Regions from separate parts of the Homo sapiens genome. Here regions 2 and 3 are each linked to region 1. Evidence: read pairs that join two places in POLR2A ChIA-PET (ENCODE). Cell type or tissue: PC-9. All regions are shown on one strand.

Region 1 (8,000 bases):
TACATTGGGCCCATTCAGACAATACAAAATAATCTCCTTATTTTAAGGTCAGATGATTAGCAACCTTAACTCTATCTGCAACCTAATTCCCCATTGCCATGTAAGATAACATGTTCACGCATTCCAGGGATTAGGATATGTGCATCCTTGGGGGCCATTGTTATTGTTTCCCACATGTTGATAAGTGCCATGGAGAAAAACAAAGCAGGGACAAGGGAGAGGGAGTGCTGGGGGGGAGAGGGGCTGGAAGTCCTTAATGACAAGGGATGTTTGAGTGAAGAGCTGAAGTTGGTGTTGGAGAGAGCCACGAGGGTATCTGAGTGTTCCAGGCAGAGGAAACGGAGAGTGCAAAGGCTCTGAGGCAGAAGCATGACCGCTATGTTATTTTGGTGTTTTTTTTTTTTTTTTTTTTTAGATAGAGTCTCACTCTCTGTCGCCCAGGCTGGAGTGCAGTGGCACCATCTTGGCTCACTGTAACCTCCAGCTCCTGGGTTCAAGCAATTCTCCTGCCTCAGCCTTCTGAGTAGCTATGATTATAGGTCCACGCCACCAGGCCTGGCTAATTTTTTGTATTTTTAGTAGAAACGGGGTTTCACCATGTTAACCAGGCTGGTCTCAAACTCCTGACCTCAGGTGATCCACCCACCTCCCAAAGTGCTGGGATTATAGGCATGAGCCACTGTGCCCAGCCATTTTTTGTATTTTTAGTAGAGATGGAGTTTTGCCATGTTGGCCAGGCTGGTCTTGAAGTCCTGGCCCCAACTCTTGGCCTCAACTCCTGGCCTCAAGTGATCCACTTGCCTCAGCCTCCCAAAATGCTAGGATTATAGGCGTGAGCCACCACGCCCAGCTGACTTATGTTTTCAAAGGACCCCTTTCTGCTATGTTGAGAATTGACTGTTGAGAGGTAAGAATCAAGGCAAGAAGACTAGTTAGGAGGCTACTGCCATGACCCAGGTCAGAAATGTTGGTAGCTGAGAGTGGAGAAAAGTAGTCAGATTCCAGATGTATGATGAAAGTAGACCTGCAGGACTTGTTGACAGATTGGGTGTGGGAGGTGTAAGAGAGGAGTCCTGGCTTGAGTAATTTAGAAGGATGACATGGCTATTTCCTGATGTGGGGAAGACTGTGGGAGAAACACGCTGGGGAGGAGTGGAGTCAGGAGTTGAGTTTTAGAGGTATTAAGTTTGAGATTCCTGACATATACCTGTAGGCAGCTGAATATATGAGTCTGGAACCCAAGGAAGGACTTAGAAGGGAGATATCAATTGGAGAATCCTGAGCAAGTAGGTGGTATTAAAAATCATGAGACTGGATGTGGCCACTAAGAGATGAGTGAAAGTAGGGAATATAGAGAATAGGTCCGAGGATTCAGCCCTGGGTACTCTGACATTTAGGGTGGGGAGTGGGTGGGAATGAGGAAGTACTAGCTAGGAAGACTGAGAAGGAGTGGCCAGCAAGACAGGAGAAAAACCAGGAGTCTCCAGTGTATTGAAACCCACGTCGGCTGGGCGCGGTGGCTCATGCCTGTAATTCTAGCACTTTGGGAGGCCGAGGCGGGTGGATCACTAGGTCAAGAGATTGAGACCTTGGGAGGCCAAGGCAGGCGGATCACAAGGTCAGGAGTTCAAGAGCAGACCGGCCAAGATAGCGAAACCCCATCTCTATTAAAAATACAAAAATTAGCCGGGAGTGGTGGCGTGTGCCTGTAATCCCAGCTACTCGGGAGGCCAAGACAGAGAATTGCTTGAACCCAGGAGACGGAGGTTGCAATGTGTCAAGATTGCGCCACTGCACTCTAGCCTAGGTGACAGAGTGAGACTCCATCTCAAAAAAAAAAAAAAAAAAAAAGAGAGAGAGAGAGAGAGATCGAGACCAGCCTGGATGGTGAAACCCCATCTCTACTAAAAATGCAAAAGTTATCTGGGCATGATGGTACATGCCTGTAGTCCCAGCTACTCGAGAAGCTGAGGCAGGAGAATTGCTTGAACCCAGGAGGTGGAGGTTGCAGTGAGCCAGGATTGTGCCACTGCACTCCAGCCTAGTGACAGAGTGAGACTCCGTCTCAAAAAAAGAAAGAAAGAAAGAAACCCAAGTCAAAAGGATTTTTTAAGGAAGGGGCAGTTGGATGCTGCTAAGGAATCAAGTAAGATGAAGAATGAGAATTGACCATTGGATTTAGCACATGGGGGTCTTAAAGGAAAGTTTCCATGGAAATAGTATGGGCAAAAGCCTTACTCAAGTGGATTCAAGAGACAGGAATTGGAGGCAGCCTACATAGACAACTCATACAAAGAGTTGGCTGTCAAGGAAACAGAGAAGTGGGCAATAGCTCTAGGGAGATGTGGCGTCATCAGAATTTTTTTTTTTTTTTTTTTTTTTTTTTTGAGAAGAAGTCTCCCTCTGTCGCCAGGCTGGAGTGCAATGGCGTGATCTCGGCTCACTGCAACCTCTGCCTCCCAGGTCAAGCAATTCCCCTGCCTCAGCCTCCTGAGTAGCTGGTACTACAGGCTCACGACACCATGCCCAGCTAATTTTTGTATTTTTAGTAGAGACGGCGTTTCACCATGTTGTCCAGGATGGTCTCGATCTCTTGACCTTGTGATCCGCCCGCCTCGGCCTCCCAAAGTGCTGGGATTACCGGCATGAGCCACCATGCCCGGCCCCATCAGAAATATTTTTTAAGATAGGAAGAAATAATAGCATGTATAGATGCCGTGGGAATCATCCAGTGGAGAGAGAAACATTCATGGGTCAGGAGAGAACATAGAGACTTTAGAGGAATGTCCTTGATAAAGTAAGAAGGGGTGAGATTTAGCCCAGGTGCTCATGTGGAGGGTTGGCTGCATTTGGCAGAGGCACTGACAGGACATCTTCAAGAACAAGAGGGAAGGCAGATAGGTGATAAGACGGGCAGTGGAAACTTGTGGAAGTTTTTTTTATTTTTTCACTGAAATAGGAAGCAAGGCCATAGGCTGAGAGTGACAACGGGAGAGGGTGCACTGGAAGGCTGAGCAGAGTTGTTTGGGAAAGTGGGAGAAAGATGCAGTAAGGAAACGCACAGGCTTACCAGGCAGCACGAAGGAAAGGCTACCACAGAGGGACAGTTTGGTGAGTAGGTTTTCATAACGTGTGATCGGGAGGCTGAGGTGGGAAGATCAATTAAGCCCAAGAGTTTGAGATAAACCTGGGCAACATAGTGAGACCTCATCTCAAAAAAAAAAAAAAAAAAAAAGATCAGGCTGGGCCATGGTGGCTCACGCCTATAATTCCAGCACTTTGGGAAGCTGAGACGGGTGGATCACCTGAGGTCAGGAGTTTGAGACCAGCTTGGCCAACATGGGGAAACCCCGTCTCTACTAAAAATACAAAGATTAGCTGGGTGTGGTGGTGCACACCTGTAATTCCAGCTACTCAGGAGGCTGAGAAAGGAGAATTGCTTGAACCCAGGCGGCGGAGGTTGCAGTGAGCTGAGATTGTGCCACTGCACTCCAGGCTGGGCCACAGAGTGAGGCTCCATCTCAAAAAAAATAAAAAATAGATCAGAGAAGTATAGTTTTTTTTTCCTTTAGAAGCTGTTAGCGTTCTTAGATGCAAACAGCAGAACCTCTTCTAGTTAAGCAGAGAAGGACTTTATTAAAGTCTGTTAGGAAGCTCACAGAATCTCCAAGAAAGCAAAAGTCAGGCTCAAGGGCAATGCAGCCAGGAACAACACCTGCAGCCTGTTGTGAGATCACCACTCCAGCAGAAACCCCACTGCTGCTGTTGCTAGGCTAGGGCATCTCATACTGCACGCCTGGCACGGGCACTGGACATCACAGCCTTTGTGCTATTGCCCCTTAAGCAGGACACCTCTGCCAATGCCTGTGTCTACTTCCTTGCATGACTCATGTCTGAACTAAGCTCTGGTGTGGGTGTGTCTGTTTGGCAGAGGCCAAGTCATGTGTCTGGGACCCAGGTGCAAGGGAGGGTGGAGAGTGAGTTTCTGGTTTCTCCTTCAAGGAGGTGAACTTAGAATGGGAGAAATTTGCCAATCATTGGAAAAGATAATTAAAAGATGTTGGGTTATCATCAAGCATGAGAAATGTCCAGGATAGCAGTTAACGTTTTATTTATTTTAAACATTTAGATTTCAAACTTACTATATGAAATTCACATGCTTCTATTTTGAGTGTAGCTGGAAGCTGCTGTGTATTATACTCATTATTTCACTGTGGCCATGGTATCAGGATTGCCAAGGAACTTTATAAATACCTCCATTTCTAGTAATTTTTTTTTAATTGTGTATACATTTAAGGCTGGGTATGATGGCTCATGCCTGTAATCCTAGCACTTTGCGAGGCTGAGGCAGGCAAATCACTTGAGGCCAGGAGTTTGAGACCAGCCTGGCCAACGTGGAGAAACCCTGTCTCTACTAAAAATACAAAAAAAATTAGTGCGCGCCTGTAATTCCAGCTACTCAGGAGGCTGAGGCACGAGAATCTCTTGAGCCCGGGAGGTGGAGGTTGCAGTGAGCTGAGATCGCACCACTGCACTCCAGCCTGGGTGACAAAGTGAGACTGTCTCAAAAAAAAATTGTGTATACATTAAAAAAAACCTCACTTGTATGAAGGGAATACAAGGAAACCAGGAAATGACTCAAAGCTGCCCTTTCCTTTACTACCTGGCCCATAGCATGAACTGACCTTGAAACCCTAGCCTCCGTGGCTTTCTACGTAAGATTGTAACATAGCATTTGAATTTCCTGCTTATTGTTGACTGTAGGTTAAACTCGTTCCTTATAAATTTTATTTGCATTATGGAACATCATTTGTCCTCTTCAGTTTAGTTCTCAGTCTGAGACACCAGATTTTTTTGGGAGCACTAGACATAAAAATCTGTTATTCCTAGTGGGTCTAGGAGCTCAAGGGGTCAAACGGCAGGTTTGGTAGGAAAGTTGGCTTTTCTGCCACCCTCCAACCCCAGCCCCTCTGTGCTGCTCCTAACCACTGCCTACGGGCTGGTGTCCACCGTGGAAGTGGCCACAGCTTTATTAAATTACCACACTCCTAGGTCGGTTTCTCTCTCTCTCTTTTTTTTTTTTTTTCCCCAGATTCAGAAACTCCCTATGACCCCTATGATTAGTAAATAAATAGGCTCTGGGGATTTATTCATGCTAAGCACACTCACAGGTGACTAATCTACAAACCAGTCTCACTCACCCACTGGGCAAGTATTTTCTGAATTCCTATTCTATGCTAGGCAATGGGAAGTGCATTAGTGCACAGCACAGACGTGTTCTAGTCACTGTTCTGGTAACCCTTGCTGTCGGGTGGGAAATCAAACAACAGTAAAATTCATTTTGAACTATGATGGTAGTGATGGAAAAGGAAGAGAAGTAGTGGGACTCCAGATGAATTTTGGCAGCGGAGTCTATAAGACTTGCTGATGTGGAGCCTGCAGGAAAGAAACAGGTGAGATGAAGAAGATGGAGAGAAAAGAAAGTGTTGGGGAGAAATCCACATGCTAAAGTTTTCATGTTGATTGGGAGATATGGCTAAGTTGAGTCTCAAAACAAACTACCCACAGAAGAGACACCCCTTGAAGTGCATAGACTATGCAGGAGACAAAACAAATTGGCTTAAGCTAATTGAAAATGTTACGAGCCTATCACCGATATTTCCACTTATCATACTGGGGATAGCATAGTGACAATGTAGTATCAACAGACTTGGGGCCGGGCATGGTGGCTCACACCTGTAATCCTAGCACTTTGGGAGGCTGAGGCGGGAGAATCACTTGAGCTCATAGATTCGAGACCAACCTGGGCAACCCAGTGAGACCTCGTCTTGATAAAAACAAAAACAATAACAAACCAGGGCCGGGCATGGTGGCTCACACTTGGCCCAGCACTTTGGGAGGCTGAGGTGGGCGGATCACGAGGTCAGGAGATCAAGACCAGTCTGGCCAACACAGTGAAACCCCGTCTCTACTAAAGATACAAAAATTAGCTGGGCGTGGTGGCAGGTGCCTGTAATCCCAGCTACTTGGGAGGCTGAGGCAGGAGAATTGCTTGAACCCGGGAGACCGAGGTTGCAGTGAGCCGAGATCACGCCACTGCACTCCAGCTGTGCGACAGAGCTAGACTCCATCTCAAAACAAACAAACAAACAAACAAAAAACAAAATAGAATCCCCCAAAGCCCACACTAGGGATGGATGGCATGGGAGGGTGATAAGAGAGAGCTCTGGACCGGACTCCTGAGTGTAGGTCCTGGTTCCTACTACAGCCACTACCTTCTGAACATGACCTCTTACCTTCCACATATTTGCCCCTCCTCCAGTGTTTCCTAGCTGTGTGAATGGTTCTGCCACTTTGCTACCTGCTGAAGCCAAAAATCTGGGAATCCCCGACACATTCCTGGCTTTCACGTTCCATGTTAAATCAATCATGAGGATTTATCTAACCTGTATACACCCTTTAAGTGTCCACTGTTCTCCAACCCCATCGTCTCCTCTCTGCTCCAAAACGCCATCATCTTTTGCTCAAACAGCTGCTAGCTGATCTTCCTGCATCCCACTCCACTATCCAAACCATTCTCCACTGCGGCTGAGTGAGGAATCTTTTCAAATGCTTCTATGCTGAAATTTCTTCCACGGCTATTCATTGTCCTTAGAATAAAGTCCCACATCCCCAGATCCTTAACCTGCTCTATCACGTCCTAGTCAGGTCCCTAACTGTACTTCCAGCTTTATCATAAATCGCTGCCTTATAATTTCTATAACCATCATTTGATTTTTTCCACTGTAGGGGCTTAACTTGGAAGATTCTTTCTATCTGTAGACCACTCCCTACACCCCACGCAGCTAGTAAGTGCTGCCCAACTTTCAAGTCTCAGTTTAAAAGTCACAGGAAAGAGCGATCATGGTGGCTCATGCCTGTAATCCCAGCACTTTGGGAGGCCGAGGTGGGCAGATCACCTGAGGTCAGGAGTTTGAGACCAGCCTGGCCAACATGGTGAAACCCCGTCTGTACTAAAAATACAAAAATTAGCCAGGCGTGGTGGTACGTGCCTGTAATCCCAGCTACTTAGGAGGCTGAGGCAGGGGAATCGCTCGAATCTGGGAGGCTGAGGTTGCAGTTAGCCGAGATCTCGCTACTGCACTCCAGCCTGGGCAACAAGAGCGAAACTCCATCTCGAAAACACAAACAAACAAATAAGCAAACAAACATTAAAAAAAAGAAAATGTTTCAAATTAAAAGCCAAAAGAAAAAGAAATCAACAAATAACAAGGACTAGTTATTTTTTCTCTCTCGACGAGAATTGGTTAGATAACTAAGTAAATTGTACTTGAACTGTCTCTTTTCTAGATTTTATGTAGACTGCTGTCTTCTCTCTCTGCCTGCATTATTACATCATCTGTGTATGTCCTTTCTTCATCTGAACATACATATTCATAACAAGTTACCACTCACAAGTCTAAAGATAATTTCCTGACTGATTACATTTTGCATGGGCTCCTTCTTGAATAAAGGGCACTTTGTCATAAGTGAGCTAGCTTCCTCCAAAATAGACTTCTGGGTATGCAACTTCTCGGCCATTTCGTGTGGAAACTGATAACCAGTTTTTGTTTGAGTCCTCCACAGAACTCTTGTCCCTAAGTTGGGGGCTCACTTTACTTTTGCACCAGGAACCACCAACATCCCAGCCTGCTCACCTCCACAGTGGTCCTGGGTTCCTGGCCTGGGCAGGCTTCCTCCACGTTCCTCACACCCTTCCCTTATCTGTGGGGTGCCGTAGACAGAATGCCTAGAGCCACAATGCTTTTACATATCTCCAAAAACAGGTTTTCATTTCTTTCAAAATCAAAAGAAGGCCAGGGCAGGGCGCGGTGGCTTATGCCTGTAATCCCAGCACTTTGGGAGACTGAAGCAGGTGGATCACTTGAGATCAGGAGCTTGAGACTACCCTGGCCAACATGGTGAAATCCCACCTCTACTAAAAGTACAAAAATTAGCTG
Region 2 (8,000 bases), 360 kb after region 1:
CTAATAACATTGCTGAAAGCTTTTATTAATTTTACTGATACTCTTTTTTTTTTTTTTTTGAGACAGAGTCTTGTTCTGTCAGCCAGGCTAGAGCACAGTGGCATGGTTTCCGCTCACTGCAACCTCCACCTCTCAGGTTCAAGTGAGTCTCATGCCTCAGTCTCTAGAGTAGCTGGGAGTACAGGCGTCCGCCACCACACCTGGCTAATTTTTGTATTTTTAGTAGAGACGGGGTTTCGCCATGTTGGCCAGCTGGTTTCGAACTCCTGACCTCAAGTGAGCTGTCCGACTTGCCCTCCCAAAGTGCTGGGATTACAGGCATGAGCCACCGTGCCTGGCCAATATTCATTTTTAATGTAGATTTTCTATAGACACTCCTCTCCTCTGCCAGTAGGGGCAGTTTTGTAAATTCTTTTTTTTACTTTGTGCATTTCTTTTTCTAATCCTTGTCTTATTTCACTGTCTAGGACTGACTGGAAATGTTGATATAAGCATTATTGTCTTACTCCTGACTTTAATGCAATTGCTTTTAAGATTTTACCATCGAATATAATGTTACCTATAGTGTTTTAGTGAATACACTTTTGAGATTAAGACTGTTACGTTTTTTCTTTTTTCTTCATTGGATAGGCATAAATGTTTTACTGTTGATAAGATGTTTTTCATGACAAAGTTAAATTTTGGCTGTTTTCCATCTATGAGATGATCAGATTTCTCCCTTTAATCTACTAATGTGGTGTGTTAATGAAAAGATTTTCTAATATTGCATTCCACATCATTAAACAATTCTCTAACATTTTTCAGCATTCATTCAACATCTTCAATCCTTCAATGTTATGGGTTGGAGATCTATTATGTCAGGTGTAGAAATAAAGATAAATAACACATAGTCCCTTTCTTCAGAAAGCCTATCATTTCTTTTGAAAAGTAAGAGAATGAGAAGGGGGCCTGTAAGTAACATGTATTCAGTGTTTGCTATGTGCCAGGTATTCTTTTAGATGCTTCAGAAATGTATTCTGATTTAATTCTCCCAACAACTCTATATGATAAGTACAATAATTTTATCCATTTTATATATTAGATATCTGAGGCTTCCAGAAATAAGTGATTTGCTCAAAATCAGCACTCAAACCAAGACTCCGTGGCCCTAAAGCCCAGGCTCTTGCAATATAAGTATCATGGTTATTGAAAGCACGGAGAGTCATGTTTAAGTTAGGTTTATGATTTCCAGAAAATATTGGATTTAAATGATTCCTTCAATGAGGGGGCAGGCATGAGATAGAGGGGAGTGGTAGACAGCAGTTGAAGCAGAGGAGGCTATGGGAGGTGAGCAAAATCTCAGGGTCAGGAAAGCACAAGATAGCCCAGGGACCAAAGGGTAGACCGGTTAGCTATGATGTATACATTGTGTAAGATGATGTTGGGAAGTAAACGTAGAGAGATAGATTAGCAGATTATCCCATGAAAACGCTTGTGATGACATGCAACACAGATTGGAGTAAGGAAAGCCAGAATCTCAGCAGGAGGCCGTGGCTACTGTCAAAGTGAGCAATAGTAACAACTCTTCCTTTGCTCCTCATTGATCTTAGGATGGAGTCCAACCAAATACCTTACCTTGGTTGACTAGACCTGACATAGTCTGTCCCTTTCTTTCTTCTCCAGTCTCATCTTACCCCTTGCCCTCTCAGCTCCAGCCTCATTGGCCTCTCTGTTTCCTGAACCTCCTATATTCCTTTTAACCAAATAGTCTTAGAATAAATTGTTCCATCAGTAAGCAACTTTCTTCCTCTTCTGAGCAGGACACCTCCATTTGTCTAGTCAATTTCTACTCATACTTGATGTTTCAATCCTTAATTGTGTTCTTCTCTTTCAGGAGTACTAATTTCAGTGTATAGCTCTATTTTCATTAGAGTTTTCCTGAGCGATGCTTGTCTCTTCTCCCAGGTTATAAATTCTGTTGCTGGAATCGGGAAAGTCTGAGTCTGTTTTTGCTTACCTAATTCCTAGCACAAAGCCTGGCTCAGAGTAGACACTTGATATATATGCATAGTTGTTAAATGAATGAATAAAAAAACAATTTATCTGAACTATGGAGGGTGAAGTCAGTAGAAATAAAATGAGTAAGGAGGAAAGGAGATTGCTTTAGAACTCTCCTTTTTACTTGTTAGAAAGAAGAGCTGACTTACTTGGTGATTGACTGAACATGGGGATGAAACAGGTGAAGGAATTAGGAATGGTTTTCAAGCTTAGCTTCCAAATGAGTAATTGAGAGAGAAGTATTATTAACAGAAACAGGGAATCCAGAAAGATGATGAATTTAATTTTAGATATATCAAATAACTACGAAGACCCTGAGGAACATATCCAATAGGCGTTTGCAGGTCAGAGTAGTCATATACGGAGATACAGATTTGGGACACGCTTTCAAAATGAAAAGCCATCCATTTAAGAAAGTGGAATTAACTAGAGAAACAGAATAAACAGAATAGCAGAGGCCCTGGGAACTTCATATTGACACATGTCTATTGAAGGAGGCAGTAAAGAGAAGAGGAGTTGATTAAGGTGACAGAGCAGCAGACGGGGATGACATGAGGGTTGAGTACTGTCACAGAAGCCAGAGGAGAAGTGGATCCCACTGAATGGAACATCAACATTGCAGAGGAAGAACGAAGACCAAAAATTAGGCATTGACCTTTAGACAATTCCTCATTGACCTCTGGGAGTAGAGTTTCTATAGAACACGAAGTGGGACAAAATACTGATTTTCGGGAAAGAAGAGACTGCTTGTACAGACCACTGATTGAAGAAGTGTGGCAATGGCAAGCAAATATGAATAGGATTGTAAGTAGAGTGAATGGTGGAGGAGACATCAAGGAACATTTCTCGAGTTATTAGAAGTCTGTACATGCTTATAAACACAGAGGAAGTCTGTGGACAGGAGAAATTGAAGGTGCAGTTGAATGGGAAAAGGGAGTATACAGGGCCAGCCGTGCTTATTGAGGGAGGAGTTTTCCAGAAGAGATGAAATAGGTGGTGTGGCTAACTTGAGTAAAAGAGCTTGCTCTCTCTCTGAGACTATCATTTCTCATCAAGACTGCGGAAGAAATTGAGGAGGGAGGGGAAACTGAGTGCGCAAAGGAAGTGGAGTAATAGGGAACAGGCTTCACATTCCCAGCATTCTCCACTTGCACAAGCTCACACTGGGGAAAAACATGAGTTGTTGCCCTGGAGCAAGCTGCCTGTCTGCCAGGCCAGTAGTGAACCAGCCCCTTTCAAATGCTCCAGACCTATGAGAACCAAAAAAAAAAAAAAAAAAAAAAAAAAAAGGAGAAAAAAAGGTAGCTTCAGGGCTGACACATGGCAGCTGCGTTCTGGGAGTTGGGCTACTGCTGGCCCTGTCCATGCCCCTCTCTGAGGGCTGTTGGAAGAGGCGCTTTCTTATGTACACAGGTGGAGGAACCCACATTTCCAATCTCCAGCCCCACCTCTGGCCCAGCCCAGCTGCAGACACCCTTCCTTTGGGCTGTGAACTCGACTGCATGGTCAAGCCTAGGGCAGCCTGAAGCCAGTAATGAAAATCCCTGGCATTTCCTCTCATAACCATTTCCAAAGGGCTTTCCCCAAATATGATCTCATTCCATTCTCATGGCACCACGGCATTTTCATCTCCAATTTAGAGATGCCAATCACTAAGCGCCTCTAGAGAGGCCATGCAGTTAATGGTATCTAGGGCTGCTGATTTGAAAACCCGGGCTCTTCCAGCCATCTCACATGGTCTGCATCTGACTGATCTCCTTTGGTGGTGAGAAGGTGGGCTCTGGGGTTTGGGAGATGAGAATGACGAAAAACACCTGTATTAGCCATCCCGCCTGAGTTGCCAAAGGTAGCCACCTCCGTCCGTGGGTCAGGAAGCCATTTCCATTTCTGCTAGAAGGAACTGATGGTGCCTATAGATTGAAAATCTTCCCATGAAAAGAGAAGCAGAGCAGGCAATTGTTATGTGTTTGGTGGTGTTGGTATGTGGGGCATGAAGAGGAAGGAGAAATGTCTAAGACTACATTCACCAATCTTAAGCAAACTTCATTGCTTGAAACACAAGAGGGAAACGGCTGACTTCCTTCGTCTTCACCTTGGATGTGTGAAGGTTCACCCCAGGTGAAGGGCACTGACCAGATGTGTGACCTTGGGCAAGTCACTTCATCCCTTTAGGCTTGAGCTTCCTTTCCTGGAAAACAACGAGACTGAAATAAATGCCTAAGGTCTTACTAACTCGAATAGTCTCTGAGTCCAGGATTCTTAGGAAAATGGAAATCATTAGAGCAGGAAGGGAAGAGTTTCTTCTTGGGGACTTCTGGTTCAAGGCCTGCCTTCCTGAAGGGGCAGTTCAATCATTAATAGGTCTGTGAAAAAGCATCATTTTCTTAGGGATGGAGCATGCCCTTATACTATTTGCAAAACTAGCTAACTAACTAACCAACCAGCTAACTAACCACCTAACTAACCAACTAGCCAATTAACTACCTAACCAACCAGCTAGCTAGCTAACTAACTAACTAACTAACTAACTAACTAACTAACTAACTAACTAACTGAAACTAACACCTGAACAGCAGCCACAGTGTGGGGAAGGAGCAATTGCAAATACCCTTTTCTTCCATTGCAAACAGGGACGGCTCCAGCAGTTGGATGGCAGCCCTGGGTTTCCTGACATAACCTGTAACTGCTTGGTGCTCTTCAGCTTGCAGGGCACAGGCAATTTTGGTTTCATGCGGCCATGCCAAGTGCAGACAGAGGCCCCAGCTGCACTTTCAGTCACGTGACCTGGTGACTCAGGCCCTTTCTGGTTCCTGCTTGTCAGGGTATGGGAAAGGTGAGAAACTACTTTGCAGTGGCTCTTTGGGAGGGTCTAGGGATGAGCAATAGTTTGTTATTATACAGGTTGCCCTGAACCCTTTTTATATGAGCATAATAAAGTTATCTTATAACCCCAGAATTGCCGTTTTCAGTTGATGTCTGCAGAGTTGCTGTGTTCATCTCCTGTCTCCAGGAGTAAGCCAAAGTCATCTGAGGGGAAAAAAACAATCTACATTTCACCACTTCCTTTAATGAAATAGTTTGGTATTTAACCACCTCATCACCAGAAATGTCTTTTATGCTAACCTGAATCCACCCTGCCATGTTTAAGCATAATTCCTCTTACTTTGGTAGACAGAGTGGAAAATTTGTTCCACAATGGCAGGAATGTCTACATAACCTTAAGAGAAGATGCTAATTCCAACTTTATTTTCTCTTCTCTGCCTATCTGTAGCCTCTGTTCTTTCAAACTAGGTTTCAAATTTACCTCTTTTAGGAATCTTTCACTGTTGAACCCCTCCTTTCTACAGAAGAGACCAGAACACACAGGCTCAGAGTTTATTTTCTAATGCGTTTGTTCTTATTGATGTGCTATTTTGAAAACGCTTTTGAGTCTATTTCAGGGCACAGTGCTCTGTATTTGCAGGTGGGATGGATTCTCTTTAATGCAACTGTGGTGTTGTGAAAAGCGCTGTGGCCTCGGAGTCAGGAATCCTGGATATGTCACTTACCAGCCGTTACTTGAGGCAGGTTCCTCAATCTCGGAGAGGTTCAGATTATTCCTCTGGAAATCAGAAAATGAGGCTCTAACTCCTGGAGTCACTGTGAAGATAAATGAAGGAATGTATATGAAAGTGCTGAGGATAATGGCTTGCATTTAACAGGTTGGCCCATTGACACTCACTCACATACTCTGAGGGACCAAAACTTCTATTTCTATTGTTTTTCTCCATAAGGCCTCACTACACTGCTCTGTCCACAGCATAAGCTTAATGAGTGCCACAAACTGACTATCTATTTGGTACCTAAGAACAAGCAAGCTGGAAAGGGCTTAGGGCCACTTTACGGTCTGGGTGAAGTCTTGAGAAGTCCAGGATGCGGGTCCCCCTTCCAAGTAGGTCACAGGAGATGGCTCAGTGTGTGTCTCTGAGCCAGGGAACCGGATAAGAGGCAGGATCCATGAAATAGGAATCTAGGGGTAACAGAGGATTTGGTCCTAAAAGAGATGTCTGGTGCAGGCATGTGCCAGAGAAAAAGGGGCCAGCAATGTTTCTACTAAAACCTATTCCTTGTAACTTCACCAGCTCTTAGAGTTCACCTTTGCACTGCCGGCTCCATTTTCCTGCGTCACTTCAACAAGCCAATTTCCGGTCCTTATTGGGACTGTGGGAGGTGGGGTTTCTTTATCCAGGTGCTCAGTTTGATTACCTAGGAGAGATAGATGTTATTGATGTTAGAGTAATTTCTTTTCCCTGGGAAACGCAGGCTTTCACCTCTGCCTGGTTCCTTAGCCCTTCCTGCACACGCAGGTCAGAGGCTTGGAGATGGCTGTGGCCATGCTCTAGTGAGTGCAGGTGACAAATCCCAACACTGATCCAGTTTGACTCCAGGGTGAAATGGGCAGGGATGACTCACAGGTTGAGGAACCCGCTCCACAAAGGCTCTGTGGAAGGAAATGATGTCTGGGTGGGAAACGGGCTTGCAGCCTTGGGATGAACTAAACCTGGAGAGATTACTGAGGGCCAGGGAGGGGTTTATTTATAGAGGGTGAGGCCTTCTCTTTTTCCCACTAGGCCAGATGAATGGAGAGGTGAGGAAAGAAGCCTGTTGGGAGGCCACATCTATTCCCCAGCTCATCTCTTCAGTCAAAGCCTGGCAGAAGCTGCTCATTTATTTTTCTACCACCAATTCCCTGACCCAGTTCCCTGACCCAGGATAGGATATCAGGTGGTAAATCAATGCTTGCATGTGGTGATTTTTGTTTTGTGGACCCTCAGATGCAGACAGCCAAGCTAAACACATTCCTCAGCCACACTGTTGTTAGTAGGCTGTGTAAGGTCACATTCTGGTTTTATTTTGGTCATTTGCTTTTTTCCTTTCATCCCTTATCTTCACTTCCATTTCCCTTCTGTACCTCCCTTCCCTATTCCACACTCTACCTGTACCCCTGACTCACTCATGGCATTCTAATGACAGAACAAGAACCCCGTGCATGTGCCCCTATGGCTTTGGCAAGAGCTTCTCTGGGCGTATACCAGCCTGTGGGATCGTTGGGCCATAAGGCATAGGAGTACTTCATTTCACTAAATACTCCCTGGTTGCTCTCCAGAATGGCTGCGCTCCAGCAGTGAATGAATGAGCCTGTTTCCTGGAATCTTCTCCAGAACTTGCTATTACCTGGCTTTCTAATCTTTGTATACTGGGTGTGTGTAAAATAGTATATCATTGTTTTTAAATTTGTGTTTTTCTGATTTCTAGGAGGGTTACATATCTCATCTCTTACTTGTTATCTATTCTCTAATTTGTGTATTACATGTTTTGCCATTGTTCTTTGGGGTCTCCAGTCTTTTTCATGTTGATTTGCAGGAGTTTTTGCATATATTAGATATATAATTATCTATGTATGTAGATACTATAATTTTTCGGGTATTGTTCTTATCCAGTTTTGGAAGCGAGATTATACTTAATAGCCTTGTCAACTGATTACTTTTTTAATTTCTATAATGGTTATCTATGCAAACCTTCAATTTCTTCTTCTGCCAGTTTTGGTACTTTATAAATTCACTATAATGTGTCTAGGTGTGGACCATTCTCCCCATCTGTGTTGTACAACATTCCATAAGTCTTCCCAATTGAAGTCTCTCATTTTCTTTAATTCTAAGAAATAATATTTATTTCCTTAAGTATTTTCCCCTTTCATTTTTTTTGGTCTTTTTGGAGAGCATCTGCTGTATGGTTAGTGATTCTTTTACTTCTCTAAATCTAACTTCCACTTTTGCTTCTTTTTTAGAAAGAAATTAAAATTATATGGTATTTATTTATTTACTCTTAATAAAAATAAGTCTCATAGTATTCCCTTGTATGTATTTCACTTCTTCCTGGAGTACTTCTTCTAAGAGAATATTGAAAGAGGTTTTACGTGTGCC
Region 3 (8,000 bases), 200 kb before region 1:
AGTTTGAGACCAGCCTGGCCAAGATGGTGAAACCCCATCTCTACTAAAAATACGAAAAAAAAATTAGCCAAGCATAGTGGCGGGCGCCTGTAATCCCAGCTACTCGGGAGGCTGAGGCAGGAGAATCTCTTGAACCTGGGAGGCGGAGGTTGCAGTGAGTGGACATCACACCACTTGCACTCCAGCCTAGGTGACAGAGTGTGAGACTCTGCCTCAAAAAAAAAAAAAAAAAAAAGTCTTTACCGGCAGCCTGAGGTGAGAGGATCACTTGAAGGCCAGGAAGTGGAGACCAGCCTGGGCAACATGGTGAGATTCCATTACCCAACCCCCACCTCCTCTACAATTTTTTTTTTTTTTTAATGCTGGGCATATTAGCCCATCTACTTGGGAGACTGAGGCAGAAGGATCACTGAGGAACACTGAAGCCCAAGAGTTTGAGGTTACAGTAAACTATGATTGTGCCACTGCACTCCAGCCTGGACACATATATGCATAACAGAGCCAAAAGTGGCTACTAAGCAAAATTTATCAAACTTTTAGGGATGGCTGAGCGCAGTGGCTCATGCCTGTAATCCCAGCACTTTGGGAGGCCAAGGCGGGTGGATAACCTGAGGTTGGGAGTTCAAGACCAGCCTGACCAACATGGAGAAACCCCGTCTCTACTAAAAATACAAAATTAGCCAGGCATGGTGACTCATGCCTGTAATCCTAGCTACTCGGGAGGCTCAGGCAGAACAATTGCTTGAACCTGGGAGGTAGAGGTTGTGTTGAGCCGAGATGCACCATTGCACTCCAGCCTGGGCAACAAAAGCGAAACTCCATCTCAAAAAAAAAATGTATATATATATATATAAAACATTAGCTAGAACAACTATGCCCTCTAACAAAGAACTGTTGTTGGTGACAGAAATAGCATGTTAGGTTAGATTCTAAGTGACAACACCTTCATTCCTACAAGAGATAATATTCACATGAACATTTTTGGAAACCATTAACTGGTATTATCACTAAAAATTTTATAATTTATCACAAAATATTAGGTGCTATGTTGTTCATGTAACATTGAATTAACCAAAGAATGACATTAACTACCTTCAGATTTAAACAAATGTTTTGGAGAACAATTCTTTGTACAAGCAGAAAGATTTAAAGATAAAGCCTACGATGGAAATCTTTCTATACAGATGAAGGAAGCCTTTTAAAATTAAAGGAGGCTGGGCGCGGTGGCTCACGCCTGTAACCCAACATTTTGGGAGGCCAAGGGGGGCAGATCACCTGAGGTTAAGAGTTCAAGACCAGTCTGTCCAACATGGCAAAACCCTGTTTCTACTAAAAATACAGAAATTAGCTGGGCATGGTGGTGGGCGCCTGTATACTTGATCTTAGCCAAAGGCCGAGAAGCAATAAGGGCGCCTGTAATCTCTGCTACTCGGGAGGCTGAGGCAGGAGAATCGTTTGAACCCGGGAGGTGGGGGTTGCAGTGAGCCGAGATCACACCACTGTACTCCAGCCTGGGCAACAGAGTGAGACTCTGTCTCAAAAAAAAAAAAAAAAAAAAAAAAAAAAGTCAAAGGAATTGAAAATATGCTTTTATGCTTTAAAATATGTAGATTATATAAGTCAAAAAATAAATATGTGTGACTACTATATGATCCCAAACAGAAAAATCAGAATATCCATAGTATTATAAAATAAGCCAAAAGAAAGAGATATTTACATCTAGCAATAGACAGTATATAACTTAGAGTCAAGAAATGTTGGGCCAGGCGCGGTGGCTCACGCCTGTAATCCCAGCACTTTGGGAGGCTGAGGTGGGTGGATCACCTGAGGTCAGGAGTTCAAGACCAACCTGGCTGGCCAACATGGCGAAACCCTGTCTCTACTAAAAATACAAAAATTAGCCAGGTGTGGTGGCACACACCGGTAATCCCAGCTACTCAGGAGGCTGAGGCAGGAGAATCGCTTGAACCAGGGAGGCAGAGGTTGCAGTGAGCTGAGACCGTGCCACTGTACTCTAGCCTGGGGGACAGAGCAAGACTCTCTATCAAAAAAAAAAAAGAAAAAGAAAGAAGAAAAGAAATGTTGTTAGCACTTAAATCCCCATAAATATTTATGGCTTTTCGAAAATATCTTTATGGTCATAAGTAGGTTTGATAGCATTTCAATAGTAAATTTCCTTGTATTTTTTTCTTAGAAATGGGGAAGATTGAAGCAAAAAATGGAACAGTTAAGGCTATTTATGAAGTAAGAAATGGTTCCCCTGCTACTCTTGTGAAGTTTCCAGGTACCAAAAGCAAACTTCCTCCTAACGACTCAGGGTTCCAATCTTTTCTCCCTTAAAAATACAAGATCCAGAAGAGGAGCCCTGTCAGATTTCCATTCAACAAAACCGCTGGGCTTACCAACCTTACACTGGAAACAACAAGCTCAAAAGTGGACTCTGAAACTTGCTTTTTAAAAAAAGCGTTTCAAGCGATAAGTGTAACGTGCTACAGCAAGTTTAGACATCTGCAGGTCTGATGCAGTCATCTCCTGAGGGTTTACCCAACAGACACACACAGGGCCAGGCACCTTTTCTTCTTTAGCAGCAGAAGAAAAATGTGCTCTTTATTGCCAAAAATAAACACTTTTTAAAAGACGACTTCTGTTCCTCAATAAATATCCCTTCCTTTCTATAGTGGATCTCTGGTTTTCTCCAGGCTGCCTAATTAACTGCTTTGGGTGTGTTCCTAACTGGAGACAGTGCTGAGGGGTCAGGGCCACAGCCTTCATTAAGGAGAAATGAAATACTCCTCCTGTGTACGTAGGAGGTGCCCTTGGTCCCGCCGGCCGCTGCCACCACCACCAAACTAAATGATCAGGCTCTTGGTGGTGAAGGGGTTCATAAATGCTGGGTAGAGAAAGGAATATTAGGTTTATTGGCAGGGAGGGGACAGCCAGGGTCTAATGCTATTCTCAGAAGGTTACTCTCAAATTAGGGACACCTGGGAATTTGAAGTGTTAGTGGCCCTGGGGAAAGGACTGGAAGGATTTATAAGCCCCTTGAATGAACGCCGTGGCACTCAATCTTAACACCAGAAATCTAAGGTACAACTGAAAATTACTCCTTTTGGACAGAAAGGAACAGAAGGGAGAATTGGTTTTATTTTTTCGGGTTGTTTGTTTTTTGTTTTTTTTTGAGACGGAGTCTCGCTCTGTCGCCCAGGCTGGAGTGCAGTGGCGCAATCTCGGCTCACTGCCAGATCTGCCTCCTGGGTTCATGCCATTCTCCTGCCTCAGCCTCCCAAGTAGCTGGGACTACAGGCGGCCGTCACCACGCCCAGCTAATTTTTTGTATTTTTAGTAGAGACGGGGTTTCACCGTGTTAGCCAGGATGGTCTCCATCTCCTGACCTCGTGATCCGCCCGTCTCAGCCTCCCAAAGTGCTGGGATTACAGGGGTGAGCCACCGTGGCTGGCCGAGAATTGTTAAAGAAGGTACTGGACTATACTTTCTCAGCTCTCTCCTACCTCCCCGACCCTAACCCCCATGGGTATCCAGTTTCTACTTGCTGCTCTTCAAATGCTGAAAGCCCAACCACAGCAATCAGATCTACTCAGATCTTCCCCCTCTTATAACATCCATCCTCCAAAACCATATATTCCTCTTTTCTCCCCCATGTAAACCCTGTGTTAAATTAATATTTAGGGAGCAGGTAAGAGAAAAAGAAGCATATCCATACTAAAGTGTAAATGACTAATAGGGATGCTTGGAAAGCCCTCTCTTACAAAGGGTTGCTCAGTTTTAAACAGTTGCTTATTGGCCAAATAAATACATTTTCTATTATTTCCTCAAATAAGGGCGCATTTTATTCTTTCTCACTGGGCGAGGGACGTATATGGCTTAGAAACAGCAACAGTAGGCCAGGCACGGTGGCCTGTAATTCCAGCACTTTGGGAGGCCAAGGCAGGTGGATCACCTGAGGTCGGGAGTTTGAGACCAGGTTGGCCAACATGGTGAAAGCCCGTCTCTACTAAAAGTACAAAAATTAGCTGGGTGTGGTGACACATTGTAATCCCAGCTACTCGGGAGGCTGAGGCAGGAGAATCGCTTGAACCTGGGAGGCAGAGGTTGCAGTGAGTCGAGATCACACCACTGCACTCCAGCCTGGGCGACAGAGTGAAGACTCCATCTCAAAAAAAAAAAAAAAGAAAGAAAGAAACAACAACAGTATTTTAAGCAGAAAAGAGTAAATAGTACAGTATCAAGAACTACTGGTGTTGCATTTGAAGGGAAGCTTTTAGTATGTTGGTGAAGGGGAAGAGGTGAGGGAAAGTTTGAGCTTGGAAGGTTTTAGTTCCTTGAGCTTCATTTTCTCTTCCTTATTTTTATGCTGATTGGGTCTCTTTTTCCTTGTCAACAGACTGCTTCAGTACTTCTTGGCTTTATTTATTTATTTTGCTCCTGCTAACAAGCTGGAGGCTGAGTTATGTGCTCAGTCTGAAAATGTTCCTTTTGACTGTTGTCTCTGAACTTTCTAACCAATACAGAGAGTAAATAGGTACTGTGCTGTATGCAAATGTAGGCATATTTGTCCGTGTAGGCCAAAGGAGGGGAGGCATGTTGCAAAATGCCTTTAGAACAAAAACAAACGTTTCCAATAGAGTATTTTATAGCCTTTTGAAAATAAGCTAAACTTTTAGAAAACGAAAAGTACAGAGGAAGACTTATCTATAAAATAAATTGGAAAAAACCACACACAAAACAAAACATGACTAATACTTCGACAGTGAGTTCACCTCAAGCATTTCATGAATTTCACATGACCCACCCACTTTTTCTCTGTACCTCTGAGGATTACCATATTAGCAGCAATAATTACTCTTTTGTTCAAGTGCCAGATTTACATATCAACGTAGCCATGGCATTCCTGAATGTAGAATATTGTACTGTTCGCCTCGTTTGTGGTTTCTATAATAAGGTTAATTTTTGTTCCCTTACCCTCCTCACTTAATCTCATGCCACCCCCTACCTTTCTTCAATTAGTGGTTTGTTTTTTACTTTGAATAGTTTTTCTCCTTTCCTTTCTCAGTCTCTGTGTCATGATTTGAACTATCCTCAAATTCACTGTACGAACCATGCTGCATTTAAAACTTTTTATCACCCAGCCATGGATGATCAATTCTTTGAAAAGACAAGCCAAAGACAGAGAAGTTATGAATGGGCATTTCTAGGATGACTCTAGAATACCTTCTTCCCCAAGTTTAGGATGTGTGGTAAGATGCGTCAGAAGTTACCATGGTAGATTTCATGGCCATCTTTGTCTTTTTTTTTTTTTTGAGATGGAGTCTCGCTCTGTCACCCAGGCTGGAGTGCAGTAGTGCAATCTCGGCTCACTGCAAGCTCTGCCTCCTGGGTTCACGCCATTCTCCTGCCTCAGCCTCCCGAGTAGCTGGGACTACAGGGGACTGCCACCATGCCTGGCTAATTTTTTGTATTTTTAGTAGAGATGGGGTTCACCGTGTTAGCCAGGATGGTCTCGATCTCCTGACCTCGTGATCTGCCTGCCTCAGCCTCCCAAAGTGCTGGGATTACAGGCGTGAGCCACCACACCCGGCCCATCTTTGTCTTTTCCTTGGTAGGCCTTTAAAAAAAATTATTGCTATTTCTAGATTTTATTGGAGATGGATCTAGCAAAAATTTCCAGAATTGCATCAGACATTTTTAATTTCCAATGGATGTTTGGAAAGGGTTGGACAGTTTTAAAATTTTTCAGACTCAAACATGTCAAACTGGCCAGGTGCAGTGGCTCACACCTGTAATCCCAACACTTTGGGAGGCCAAGGTGGGCCGATCACCTGAGGTCAGGAGATTGAGACCATCCTGGCCAACATGGTGAAACCCTGTCCCTACTAAAAATACAAAAATTAGCTGGGCATGCTGGCACATGCCTATAATCCCAGCTACTTGGGAGTCTGAGGTAGGAGGATTGCTTGAACCCGGGAGGCAGAGGTTGCAGTGAGCTGAGATCATGCCACTGCACTCCATCCTGGCAACAGAGCTAGACTCCACCTCAAAAAAGAAAAAAAAAAGTGTCAAACTAAATGGAAAGCCAGCTTGGGCCTAACAAGCTATTTTAATGAGCATTCTTTCTCTGTGATGTTCCCCAGGGGATATGAGCCCAAGAAGACCCATGTGGCCCAGGGAGTAACATGATCATCTTGGCTCTGTTTAGACACCTGTGCCCAGCGGTAAGGGGACCAGGAGGCAGACAGATAGATGAGGGCATGGAGGCATGCAGACCCATTAGGAGTGGGTGTGCACCATGCTACTTAGAAAGTTACTACAAGAAACTCCATAGCAGTGACAGAGGCTTGATGCAACATAGGCCAACAGTGCCTCTATGTGGGGTGTCTGAGAGTATATGAAATGTGTTTGTGACTGTTGGGGAGGGAGTGAAGAGAGGAGAAATGTATGTGTTTTTTAAAGGAATTGCATGCCTTGGAGGTTCCTTTTGAGAAGATGATATAGGAAAAAAAGATTGAGAACCGTAGATATAGAACACATCCAGGATGCTGAGAGCACATTCTTCCCCTAACCATTTAAAAAACACTTTGCTGTGTTTGCTCTTCTAATCAGTCTGATGCGCAGCTTTCCCTGCCCACCATAAGTTTTACATCCTCTTACCTTCAACTTATCACCACATAGATATTAAACTTGATCTGTATTATTTTTTACCAGATGCTTTGTTTAGTGAATGGTCTAAGTTTTCTGTATGTCACCTCCTGGATTATAAAGTCCTTGAGGATTTACACTGTAATTTTAGAAGTTAATACACCTACTAGGTGCAGTGGCTCATGCCTGTAATTCCAGCACTTTGGGAGGCCGAGGCGGGCGGATCACGAGGTCAGGAGATAGAGACCATCCTAGATAACACGGTGAAACCCAGTCTGTACTAAAAATACAAAAATTAGCTGGGCGTGGTGGTGGGCGCCTGTAGTCCCAGCTACTCGGGAGGCTGAGGCAGGAGAATGGCATGAACCTGGGAGGCAGAGGCTGTAATGAGCCGAGATTGCACCACTGCACTCCAGCCTGGGTGACAGAGCGAAACTCTGTCTCAAAAAAAAAAAAAAAAGTTGCATGGGACACACTTTCCTAAAAGAGTATTTGCGGTTTATCTGAAATTCGAATGTAATTGAGTATTCTGTGTCTATATTGCTAAATCTGAGAACTCTACCTCAGTTGGATTTTGCAAGGGTTGAGAAAGCACTTTGTGAGTCTTTGAAAAGGTGTGAGCCAAAGGGCTCTTCAGGAGCAGCATTGACAAATATGCAATCTTTGTCAAGTTCTCAAAGGCCCGAGGTAGGCCAAAACAAAAACAACAGTAAAAACAAGCTCACTGACTTTATTAAATGAGGACACAGCCAGTTATTTTTAAAATAACTTTATTGAGATATAATCCACTCATTTAAAGTGGTTTAACTACAGTTAAACTACAATTTAGTGGTTTTTAATATATTCACAGGATGTGCAACCATCACCAAAATCAATTTTAGATAATTTTCTTTTCTTCTTTTTTTTTTTTTTTTTTTTTGAGTCGGAGTTTCGCTCTTGTTGCTCAGGCTGGAGTGCAATGGCACGGTCTCAACTCACTGCAACCTCCGCCTCCTGGGTTTAAGCCATTCTCCTGCCTCAGCCTCCCACGTAGCTGGGATTACAGGTATGCTCTCCCAGGCCTGGCCAACTTTGTATTTTTAGTAGAGATGGGTTTCTCCATGTTGGTCAGGCTGGTCTCGAACTCCTGACCTCAGGTGATCAGCCCACCTCGGCCTCCCAAAGTGCTGGGATTACAGGCGTGAGCCACCATGCCCGGCTGAATTTTAGATCATTTTCATCACCTCAAAAAGAAACCCAGTACTCATTAACCGTCACTCTCCTTTCCAGGATCCCTCCATCCCTGCCATTCTTCAACCCTAGCCCTTGGCAACCACTAATGGATTTTTTGGTCTATTTAGATGTGC

The links. Peaks named below come from ENCODE experiments on the same cell type or tissue, not always from the same donor. Only the 100,000 strongest peaks of a DNase experiment are listed, where the experiment ranks them.
Region 2: POLR2A ChIA-PET joins it to region 1 with 13 read pairs; 2 of 35 experiments call an interaction of 5 or more read pairs at or near these places.
Region 3: POLR2A ChIA-PET joins it to region 1 with 11 read pairs; 4 of 35 experiments call an interaction of 5 or more read pairs at or near these places.

The regions. Positions count from the first base shown.
Region 1 is chr12:12,799,542-12,807,541 of GRCh38, forward strand. No RefSeq gene overlaps it. Among named protein-coding and RNA genes, the nearest start is that of DDX47, 9.8 kb to the right of the region's middle. RefSeq lists enhancers at 3,357-3,857, 4,388-5,587. In PC-9, no CTCF peak of the experiment used is centred here; DNase peaks (open chromatin) are centred at 1,040, 3,870, 4,640, 5,130 and 1 weaker place; H3K4me3 peaks cover 1,617 bases; H3K27ac peaks cover 8,000 bases.
Region 2 is chr12:13,160,876-13,168,875 of GRCh38, forward strand. No RefSeq gene overlaps it. Among named protein-coding and RNA genes, the nearest start is that of EMP1, 32 kb to the right of the region's middle. RefSeq lists enhancers at 4,371-5,570, 4,700-4,994. In PC-9, CTCF peaks have their summits at 463 and 663; DNase peaks (open chromatin) are centred at 3,226, 4,806 and 6,526; H3K4me3 peaks cover 517 bases; H3K27ac peaks cover 5,682 bases.
Region 3 is chr12:12,602,505-12,610,504 of GRCh38, forward strand. No RefSeq gene overlaps it. Among named protein-coding and RNA genes, the nearest start is that of CREBL2, 5.4 kb to the right of the region's middle. RefSeq lists a silencer at 5,827-6,045. In PC-9, a CTCF peak has its summit at 6,367; a DNase peak (open chromatin) is centred at 4,797; H3K27ac peaks cover 1,268 bases.